Linked DNA regions of Homo sapiens: region 2 is linked to region 1. Evidence: read pairs that join two places in POLR2A ChIA-PET (ENCODE). Cell type or tissue: OCI-LY7. All regions are shown on one strand. Links, peaks and the distances in the headings refer to the core of each region. The heading gives the core; the rest is flanking DNA. Region 1 overlaps CTIF (cap binding complex dependent translation initiation factor). Region 2 has its middle 39 kb from the start of CTIF-AS1.

Region 1 (5,374 bases), core at 168-5,167:
GGGTAGGAAAGAATCAGTAACAGCAATAGCCTGAGCTGGAAACATGCTCAGGGGCCAGTGCGTCCCAGCTTTGAGTATAGAGCTTCATTCTGAGCACTTCCCACATAAAACACAATTGGGGTGCCCCAAGGAGGGGCAGACACCAACATTTCAGGCCAGAATTCCAGACACTTGACTCCTAGGAGAGCTTTGGGTAAGCTGTCTCTTCCTCCCTAGCCTTGGTTTCCTCACCTGTAAATAAGTGGCCTGAAGCCACTGAGGGCCTTTTAGTGCCAGCAGTGAATCCTGTGACTGTGTTCCTCCTATCTCCCTGTATCCCAGGGCCACACCACCTGAAGCATTTTTCCCCTGCCTGGCCACATACCTGCCCCCGGAGGCCTTGTTACTAAGAAGGGCTCATGGAGCTGGAGGAGGTCAGGGGAGCAGTGGGAACAGCCAGAGGCACAGTGGCAGCCTTTGAAGATAAGATTCCTAAGTCTGGGAAATACAGAGGTGTGGCTGTAATAGGAACAGGACACAGACCCTCTCACCATCACAGGGAAACTCAAGGGTCTCCCTTGGGGAGGTCACTACAGAAAAAATGAGAAGAAGCACTTGTACTTCTGTACAGGGTGGGTGTGAACTCATCACCGGCCCAGAGGTGTAGGTAGGCCAACAGTGGACACGGATGCTAGAAAGGTACTATGACATCAGAGTGAGCATGACTGAGTCTGGTTAACGATGGCCAAAACTGTCCCATTCCCACCATCCAATAGCACACCTCTTAGGCCTGGGAGACCCTGGGCAGACTCAGGAGGACGTGTGCTGTGCTGAGCCTGAAGAAGGTGGCAAAGAGCAGGTGTGTGCACGTAGGTCCCTCAGCACCCATGGGACATGTTCCTGGACTGCAAGCCTCATCTTCCTTTAGTACAGTCACTCTAGGCCTCTGAACCATTGCTTCCTTGGCAGGAAGTACCAAATCACAGAGAAGCCTCAAATCATTTTCTTCGGGTTTAGGGAAAGTCACTGATTTTCATTTTCCTATAACATGATGACAATAAGGGCTGGGTTCACATCCCAGCTTTGTCACAGACTAGTTGTGTAACCTTGAATGGGTTTCTTACTCTCTCCAAGCCTCAGTTTCCTCACTGGTAAGATGAGGATGGTAATAATGATTGGGTTGGATTGCTGGGGATTAAATGAGATAATGTAGTAAAGGGCATAATACAACCCTGGCCCTCAATAAGTGCTCATAATGTTGGCTATGGTTCAATTGGACTTTGCTTGGGATAATAGTGAAAGGAATTTTAATTTCAGTTTGATTCATCAGGTGTGCACTAATATTATAGGTCTAGCCCTGTCTGAAACTCTAGGGAGATACAGTCAAGTGTAGATCAGTGACATACCATATTCATGGACTAGAATACTCAGTATTGGTATGATGTCACTTCTTCCTAAATTGGTCTCTAGAGTCAACAGTCTCAAATCAAGATGCCATTAAGCCTTTTGGGCAGAAATTGGCAAGCTGATTCTAAAATATATATGGAAACTCAAACCTACAATATCCAAAGGAATCTTGAAAAAAGAACAAAATTAGAAGTATAAATTAAGGGCTTTGTTTTTTTGCTCTCAGGAACCTTAAGACTAGTGGGGAAGACTAATAAGAGACCCCATGCTGCTTCCTAGGAATGTAGGGTACTGGTGAAGAGTATAGATGCTAGAGCCTGGCCCCTGGCTTTGAATGCTGGCTTTGCCACCTGCTACCTCATGACCTTGGGCAGGGTACTTTTCCCCTCTCTATGTCCTAGGTGTCTCATCTATAAAATGGGATGATCACAGCTTCATTGCCATGGGGCCATTGTGAAGATGAAAGGAGCTAACCCATGTTAGCCTAAGGCTGCCTACTAGGTGTTGGGGAAGGGATGGAAGTAGAATGAGGACAGAGGTTCCGCCCCCAGTACCGTATGTCCTTTGGAGAAGGAAAGCCTAGAAGCTGAACCACCTTTCCAAAAAGGGAAATTCTGGAATAAGGATCTCAGGCTCTGTGAGTACAGCCACCTCCTTTTCTAAGACCCAGACTGGGGAAATAGCTCATCCAGGGTCACTTGGCTGAAGGTTAAATACAGAGGAAGTGTCCAACAGGCAGGGAGTGTGAGCAAAGGTCCATGGCAAGGAGTTACAGCGGTGCTTCTTGGGCCATGGGAGAAGGCTGTTTCTGGAGTGCCGAGTTCGAGGGGGCATGGGGCTAAGGGACAGCCAGCAGGCATGAGTCACCAAGGGGCAGGCTGCCAAATCCAACAGGACGCCCCATGGAGCCCTTTGGCCTGGGCCCAGCTCAGCAGCCCCCTCCCCATCCCCCGGACACACGTACCCCACCAGGCCTGGAGACATTTCCTGAAAGACTAAGAAAGCACTGGGAGCTGGACGGGCGGCCTCAACGGCCAGAGGCTTGAGGCCAGGTCTCTCATGGAGGAGCAGACGAAGGGAGGACGTGACCGGCAGCCTTCATTCTCACAGGCCAGGGATTTCAGAGGAACGCGGCCAAGTCTAGCTCTGAAGTTCCCACTTCAGACCCCGCCCGGCTGGAGCCACGGGCGCCTGCAGTCGCCACCCTGGAAATCAGAGAGGCACGTCATAGGCCACCTCGTGCTGGGGAACACGTCCTCCTGGGGCCTCTGTCAGCTGGCTCACCTGCTGGGGTTCCCGGATAGCCCTTCTCCTTCTGCTGGGCCATGGACCCTCCTCTAGCCAGCTTCCCCCAATCCCTGCTCTCCCTCAGCCCCCAAACCTGTCCACCTTCTCACTCCATCTTCTCAGGAGAGTCCTGGCACCCAGAACAGACCTCCTAGGAATGTCATGTCTCTGTCTTTGAGGTCATGAGCAGACCTGGGGCAGGAAGGGGAGGCCCTGTACAAGCCCTACACTGTGGCTCAGGCCCAGAGAGGGGTTGACACCAGGCCAAAGGAGGGACACATGTCCACAGATAGCTCCCAGGCCTCCTGCATGCTGGCTGGTCAGACCATGAGAGCCACACTGGACAGGTGAGGAAACTGAGGCCCAAGAGGAAATGTGATTTGCCCAAGGCCCTATAGCAAGATAGAGGCAGAGCAGAATGGAAGACCTAAGGCTCCCAAGCCCTGAGCCCCAAGCTCTTTTAAGTCATTTTCATGGTTTCACTTCATTTTCTTTTTTCATTTCCTTCCTTCTTTAAGAGAAAGGCAGGCTCTGGATAGACAGGCAGGGACACAGGCAGGGCTACCAGAAACTCAGAGGAAAGAAGAGAGTGGCCCAGGGTTGGGCAGCCTCTACCCCCAGCCCCCAAGCTGAGTGGAAGCCCCTCCCTCCCACCCAGCCTCAGCCTGGCCCTGGGGGCTCCCCTTAGTGGGAGCTACCAGTTTGTGGACACAGGAATGTGCCTGTGGCTTGCCCAGAGACCCTGAGGGCCAGCACCTCAATCACAGCATCTCCTTGCCCCAAGCAGCCTGCCCCGTCTCAACCGTAGCTTTTATCACCTTCCTCCATGCCTCTCTAGTGAGTGTCTTCCCTGAGTCAGCAGAACCTGTTCATAGTCATCCCTTCTCCCAGATTAATCTCTCTCTCTCTGTAGCCTTCCCTGATCACCCAGGCTGCTGGAGTCTATCTGTGCCCTCACTGGGCACTCAGCTTTTGCCACCTGGTGTTCTTAGTGTCATCTCTTGGGTCTGTTCCTGTCTCTCTAACCAAACTTTAGGCAACTTTGTTCATTCAACACTCCATGAATTCAAGGCCTACCACGTGCCAGGCCCTGGGCTATGGTGGGATTCAGCAGCAAACAGACAGACTCAGCAACCTGCCCTCATGGAGCTTACATTCTAGCGAGGAGGGGATGATAAGCATCAAAGCAACAGATCTGCAAATAAGTAAATTTCCAAAAGGCTGTGGAGAAGGAAGCAGGGCATGTTGGGGGACAATTTTAAATAGGGTGATTGGAAAAGAGCTCACCCAGGTGACCCTTGGATAGGCTTGAAGGAGTGAGCCGTGCAGACCTGGGGAGCATCCTGGTCAAAGAGAAAGAGCAGTGAAAGGCCCAGAGGCAGGAGTGTGCCTGCCCCATGGGAGAACTGCAAGAAGTCCAGGTCAGGGGGGTGGGTGGGAGCCATGGGAAGGCATCAGGTCAGCGGGATGCTGGGATCTATAGGCTCACAAGGACGAGATTAGCTCTGAGAGGGGTGGGATGCATCAGAGGGTTTCCAGCAGGGAAGGCAAGGTCTGACCTGAGTTTTAATAGCGTCACTCAGGCTGCTGGGTTGAGAGGAGTCTGAAAGGGTGGAGTAGATGCAGGGATACCAGCCTGGAGCCTTTAGGGGGACAATGAGCATAAAAGCAATGGATCCACAAATCTGTTGAGTAAATGTGGGAGAGTAAATAAGGGAGAGTCTAAGTAAGGGGTGGTGGTGAAGTGATTAGGGTGAAGGGACAGGTCAGAGTCTGGGTCTACTTTCAAGGAAGAGCTGAGAGGATCCTCTGAAGGACTGGACGTAGGTGCAAAAGAATGTTGGGGTCAAGGATAACCTAAGATCTGGGGCCTGGACAACTGGAAGAGGGGCTTACCACTAACTGAGGTGGGGAAGATGCTTCAGGAGGGTGGACCAGGAGCTCACTATTGGACATGTCATGTTGGAATTGTGCAATAGGAAGTGGCCAGGTTGAGTGGACAGTTGGAGCCCGGCATTCAGAGGGGTGATCTGGATAGAAATAAGCCTCAGGGAGCTAATTTCTATCCAGGTGGTATTTAGGTGGTGCTATTAGGTGGTATTTAAAACCATGAGACAGGATGCCATCTCCAGAGGATGAGGATCTATGGTACAAAGGCCACTTGGTGTAGAGCAGAAGCTGTGTCTCCAGTTGTCTAGAGTTATGAATGGGTGGCTGATGACGGGGCTCTGACTCCACCGCTGTCACAACAGGCCAACTGCAGGAGAGAGGCTTCAGCCTCTGCCCCCTCCCTGGGATCCCCTTGCAGGCTAGCACAAGGGAGGGCTCAGGAGAGACAAGTAATTATCCTTATAAATCAGGAGGCTCCTGCCAGGGAGAAGCAGGGAGGGGCAGGCTGCAACCCCACCCCCTCTAAGTCTCTTGACATTTCCTGGGAAAGTGGTGTCATTTTATCATTTTATTCCTTGGTAAGGCTTAAATTTCAGCTTTGGGAAACTGACAGAGAGGATAGGATAGGTGCCTGGGGGCCAGCTTTGCTCCCTGTGGCTTTATATAACTCAGGCCTTTCCCCACAGCCATTTACAACTCTGGCTTCTGTAATGTGGTGCCAGCAGGATTAAGTTTTTAGCGCCCACTATATTTTGTGCTCTGTATTTCTGACAAAATGTTTCCTCCCTCATGATGATAGCTCAGTAAACAG
Region 2 (5,374 bases), core at 112-5,111, 90 kb after region 1:
GACAGAATTATTGAACTCAACTGGGGTTGGGTGACAAGGAGGGTCTGGCCCCTGACTCCCTGTCAAAGGCTGTGCCCAGGGCCAGGCTAGGTCAGAGGACCTGTGGGATGAAGGGGCAGGACGGTGGCTCACAGCGCAGCGGGGTGGGCGAGGCCAGCAAGGTCTGCTACACTCTGTGTAGGAAGTGACCTTGTCAGGGCTGACCAGTGGGGAACAATACTGAGAAAGGCGGAGCCAGGAAGCCACCCGGTCACCTCAGGAACCCTGAGGTGGACGCAGAGGCCAAGGTCAGACTCCAGGTCTGCAGGAGCACCCCCGAACCTGGTCATGAACGGGTGTGAGCCTGTGTGTGAGAGAAAGAGAAAACAAATGTGCACACGACAGGGAATTTGGTGTGTGAGACAAGAGAGTGCTCGTGTTTTTGAGAGTGTGCGTCTAAGAAAAAAAAAATTGTAAGGATTTTGTGTGTGGGGTAGAATATGTACACGGAGAGACCTTTCTGATTCTGAGAGGATGTTCTTGTAGGTGGACTTGCTGATTCCGAAACTAAACAAGAATCTCCTCATCCTCAGGCCGGGGGCACCCAGGGCAGCCTGAGCAGGGAGAAGTTGCCCCGGCAGCCTCCTGTCTCCTTTCGAGGGACTGGTGGCGCCTTCCTGCCCCCTCCAACATGGACTCAGGGTCTTCGCTTCAAAGTGCTGAGCCGGGGCCTGGGAATTCCCACACACCCACCCCCGCCACCCCTGCCTCACCTGGCGGTTGCCTCAGAACCAGAAGCCACACAAATATGCCGCCGAGCCGGTGGGGCGGCTTTCCTGTCAGCGGCTGCCCTGAGAGGGCCAGATCTCCATTATTCATGGTCCTTCGGTGAGTGACACCCACCCCCTAACCTTGAGGGATTTTCGAGAATGCTGGCTGGAGGGCTCTGGGTACCCTGCTCAGGCTGGAAAAGGCTTCCCCTTCACACACTGGCTGGTTTCTCCAGTCGGCCCCCAACAAGCTGTGGGTGGCTTCAGGAAGCCCCTCCCTGGCCAGGCGAGGTAATGTTGGGAGACCGACAAGGCAACCAAACCCTATGCCCAAGATTCTTGACCTTTTGGGGAGGTCCCAGACCTCTCTGAGAGTCTGAGAAATTGAATAGATCCTTTCTCTAGAAAAATTCTCTACAAATTTTTACTGTAATGTCAGAAGCTTTTGAGTCCATTCCTCAGTTCCATATGGGTCCTCAGACCTTGGTTAAGGGCAATGGAACCCCCAACACCAAAGCGCTGAAATTGCCAAAATTATAGCCCTGGCAGCAGGAAACTCCACTAGAATCTCAACACATAGAAGATACTGGGAACATTCTGGTGAATGAACGTGTTCCCCACCAGCTGTGATGTGAGTGGTGAGCAGGCAGGACTCCCTGGAGTCTGGCCTCCACCACAAACAACTTTGGGACTTGAAGCTTTATTTATTCACTCAATGCTTCTTTTTGGTTTTGATTTTGGTTGGGTTGTTTTTGTTTTTGTGTTTTGTTTTTCTGGGATGGGAATCTCACGATGTTGCCCAGGCTGGAGTGCAGTGGCTATTCACAGATGTGACCACAGCACACTACAGCCTCGAACTCCTGGGCTTCAGCCATCCTCCCGGCTTAGCCTCCTGAGTGGCTGGGATTACAGGCTGCACTACCACACCTGGCTTCAGTGGTTGTTACTGCCTACAGACTTTGTGCCAGGCATGGCCATATGATGAGGATATAAAATAGATGTATAGACACATTTTCTGCCTTCATGTTGCTTATAGTCTAGGGTGAACGAGAAAATTAATTGAACACCTAAGTACATATGTAATTCTATGAAGTGGCCAGGGATTATGACTAAACCCCTAGGGCTTCAGTTTCCTCATCTATAAAATGAAGATAACTATAGTTACTTGCTAGTCTTTCTATGAGGATGAAATGAGACCACTTATGTTAAGCACTGAGCGTGGAGCCTGCACAAGAGGGAGCTACAGAAGGCATGGCGTGTGAGTGAGGCTGGTCAGCAGACAGAAGTGAGCCTGGCCACTCTGTGATGGCAGAGCCTTGGCAAAAACCAGGCCACTACCATCTTGACCAGCCTGGATGCTGGGGCTGGAAGGGTAGCCATTTTAGAGGCAGCCTCCAGGCCATGAACATCACTAGGCAGCAGCCAAGCCCTGTATGAATGGGGAGCAAGTGGTCAGAGTAGGAGGAGGCCAAAGCTGACCCTTTGAATGGCCAAGTTGAAGCAGGGGACTGGAATGACTTCTCAGCAGGGGTGGGTTTTAAGATCTGTGCCAATTTCTACTTCTGGCTACAGTAGACTAGCTTATATATCACACCAACTTTGCCACCAACCGAAAAAAGAGATAAAATACATTTTTAAAATTTGAATCTAGAAAGATGAGCTTAACATTTGGCCCTACTTTTCCCCTAAGCAGTAGCATGAAGTTCAGAATGTGAGCAGGAAGTGGAGACTGAGGTTTTTGCAACCTCCTGGAGTTAGAGAAAGAGGAAAGGGGAGAACTCAAGCATCTCCAAGTGGAGAGATGGCTTGTTTAGAAAAAAAAAAAACTGTCAGTTAGGACCCTTGAAGCACAAATCAGAAATAGGTCAGCCCTCACAAAGGTTGAAGTGCAGCTTCAAACAAACTTAATCCCACATGGGATTAAAGTGCGCTGCCTCTACTCTATCTCCCTTCCAGAGTCAAGAGTAAATCCTCTCTGGATTATTCAGAGCCTCAAATTATCTCTACAATCCTTCCATATACCATGTCTGGAAGTCAATAACATTTACCAGGCATGACAGGAGATAAGATCATATGACTGAAACTAAGAGGTGGAAAAAAAACACAGCTAATAGGAATAAACCTGAAGGAGATCCAGATATTATTATTTAAAATAGCAGACTTTAAAATAATTGTGATTGATATGTTCAAAAAAATTGGAGAGATAAATAATTTAAGGAGAACTGGAAACTCCTAAAGGTTATCAAATGGAAGTTCTAGGCAAATACAAAATACTACAAAAAATAATCATCATCATAATTAACAAGCAATGAATGGGTTTAACAGCAGATTAGATGTCACTAATAGAAGATTAGTGAACTGGAAAACAGGTCAGTATAAAATATTGAGCAATGAAGCACAATGAGAAAATCTGATAAAAAATAAAATCAGGGGCCAGGCACGGTGGCTCACACGTGTGGTCCCAATAGTTTGGGAGGCCGAGGCGGGTGGATCACCTGAGGTCAGGAGTTCGAGACCAGCCTGGCCAACATAGTGAAACCCCATCTCTACTAAAAATACAAAAATTAGCCAGGTGTGGAGGCAGGTGCCTGTAATCCCAACTACTCAGCAGGCTGAGGCAGGAGAATCACTTGAACCTGGGAGGTGGAGGTTACAGTGAGCCAAGATCGTGCCATTGCACTCCAGCCTAGGTGACACAGCAAAATTCTGTGTTAATAAATAAATAAATTAATTAATTAATTAAATCCGGGCACAAAAAGAGAATAACATTTTTAAATCCCTTAATTTACCCCCATAAAACACGGTATAAATGGTTTTGTATGGGGTGGGTGCGATGGCTTACACCTGTAATCCCAGCATTTTGGGAGGCTGAGGCAGGCTGATCACTTGAGCCCAGGGGTTCAAGACTAGTCTGGGCTCACTTGTCTCTACAAAAAACATAAAAATTAGCCAAGCATGGTGGTGTATGCCTGTAGTCCAGCTACTTGGAAGGCTAAGGTGGAAGGATCACCTAAGCCTAGGAGGTCAAGGCTGCAGTGAGCATGACTGTGCCACTGCACTCTAGCCTGGGCAACAGAGTAAGACCCTATCCAAAAATAAAATAAAGTAAAGTAAAAGGTTTCATATGTACAATATAGTATAGTGTTTGTATGTGAGCATAATATGGGATAATGGACAGTATGTAATAAAGACTACATATGCAAATTTACTTATGGCATTATTACATTAAAAATAAGGAGCTGGAAGTTTCATGCATTAAATGTAAATTTGATGAGACTCCATGGTGTATGAGACTCAGGGAGAGAATGGGCTTTGGAGGCCACTGCCCTGATCTGAAACGTGAGTAGGAGCCTCTGAGTAGTGGATTCTTCCTCATGCTCCTTGATCCACGGCACATGGGTGATCTCCCATTCCCCGCTGTGGCTCTCACCCCACTGACTGCTATGATCAGGCCCTGGCCTTCTTTCCATTCCTTAACCTGCTAATCTCTTTCCTGCTTCAAGGCCTTTTTACACACTGTTCCATGTGCCTGGATGCACTTGTCCATGCCCTTCTCACACCTACTTCTGCTCAGCCCTCAGGTCTCAGTTTATGTATCGCACCCTGTGTTTAGTGTATCCCCCCTTCACAGCAATGACTACATTAAGCAGTAATTTTATTTGTTTGTTTCCTTATCTCTCTTCTATGAATTGCCTCTGCTACTTAAAACAGCTCCTATAGAGCCCCGAATATTATCATCACCATTAGTTTGAGACTAGAAGTGCCAACACTCAGTCATTCACTCGCAAAATGCTTGTTGAGCATGTACTCTGTGCCAGGCGAGGTGAAGACACTGGGGCTACAGGAGGAACAAAACAGACAAACATTCTACTCTCATAGATCTGGAAGAGACAGACATAAACAAACATTAGACTTGTCAGGGGGTGCTGAGTGCAGCTAGGCAACTGCAAAAAGGATGTAGAGGATGAAAAAGAAGGAGAGGCCAGGTGTGGTGGCTCACGCCTGTAATCCCAGCACTCTGGGAGGCCAAGGTGGGTGGATCACCTGAAGTCAGGAGTTCGAGACCAGCCTGGCCAACATGGTGAAACCCCATATCTACTAAAAATGCAAAAAACTAGCCAGGTGTGGTGGCGGGCGCCTATAGTCCCAGCTACTCAGGAGGCCGATACAGGAGAATCGCTTGAACCCAGGAGGCGGAGGTTGCAAGTGAGCCGAGATCATGCCACTGCACTCCAGCCTGGGTGACAGAGCAAAACTCCATCTCAAAAAAAAAAAAAAAAAAAAAGGAGAGGTGCCACTTTATATGGAAGAGCCATCAAGACCTTGCCTATAAGGGGGCATTTAAGCAAAATGTTGATGGAAAGGATAATCCTAGCCATGAGGATTTCTGAGGGAGGAGCCTTCTGGAGCTTCAGAAGGGGATTTGTTATGCTTGGAAAAGTAGGAGATTGTGTTTGTGTTGATTTGGTTTCCAAAACAAATTGTCTCTTGTGATTTAATAATATAAATCAAAAGCCTTAAAATATGTGTACTCTTTGACCTACAAGTCCACTTAGGAATTCAGCCACAGGGAAAACAATGTACACATATATTTATGTATAAGGATATTGACTAAATAGGGAAGA

Evidence for each region. ChIA-PET counts read pairs that join two places held together with the same protein. Peaks named below come from ENCODE experiments on the same cell type or tissue, not always from the same donor. Only the 100,000 strongest peaks of a DNase experiment are listed, where the experiment ranks them.
Region 2: POLR2A ChIA-PET joins it to region 1 with 5 read pairs; 4 of 35 experiments call an interaction of 5 or more read pairs at or near these places.

Annotation. Positions count from the first base shown.
Region 1 is chr18:48,788,202-48,793,575 of GRCh38, forward strand. All of the region lies in intron 9 of CTIF (cap binding complex dependent translation initiation factor), which reads left to right. Among named protein-coding and RNA genes, the nearest start is that of CTIF-AS1, 51 kb to the right of the region's middle. In OCI-LY7, for the core only: no CTCF peak of the experiment used is centred there; a DNase peak (open chromatin) is centred at 3,150.
Region 2 is chr18:48,878,426-48,883,799 of GRCh38, forward strand. No RefSeq gene overlaps it. Among named protein-coding and RNA genes, the nearest start is that of CTIF-AS1, 39 kb to the left of the region's middle. In OCI-LY7, for the core only: no CTCF peak of the experiment used is centred there; no DNase peak of the experiment used is centred there.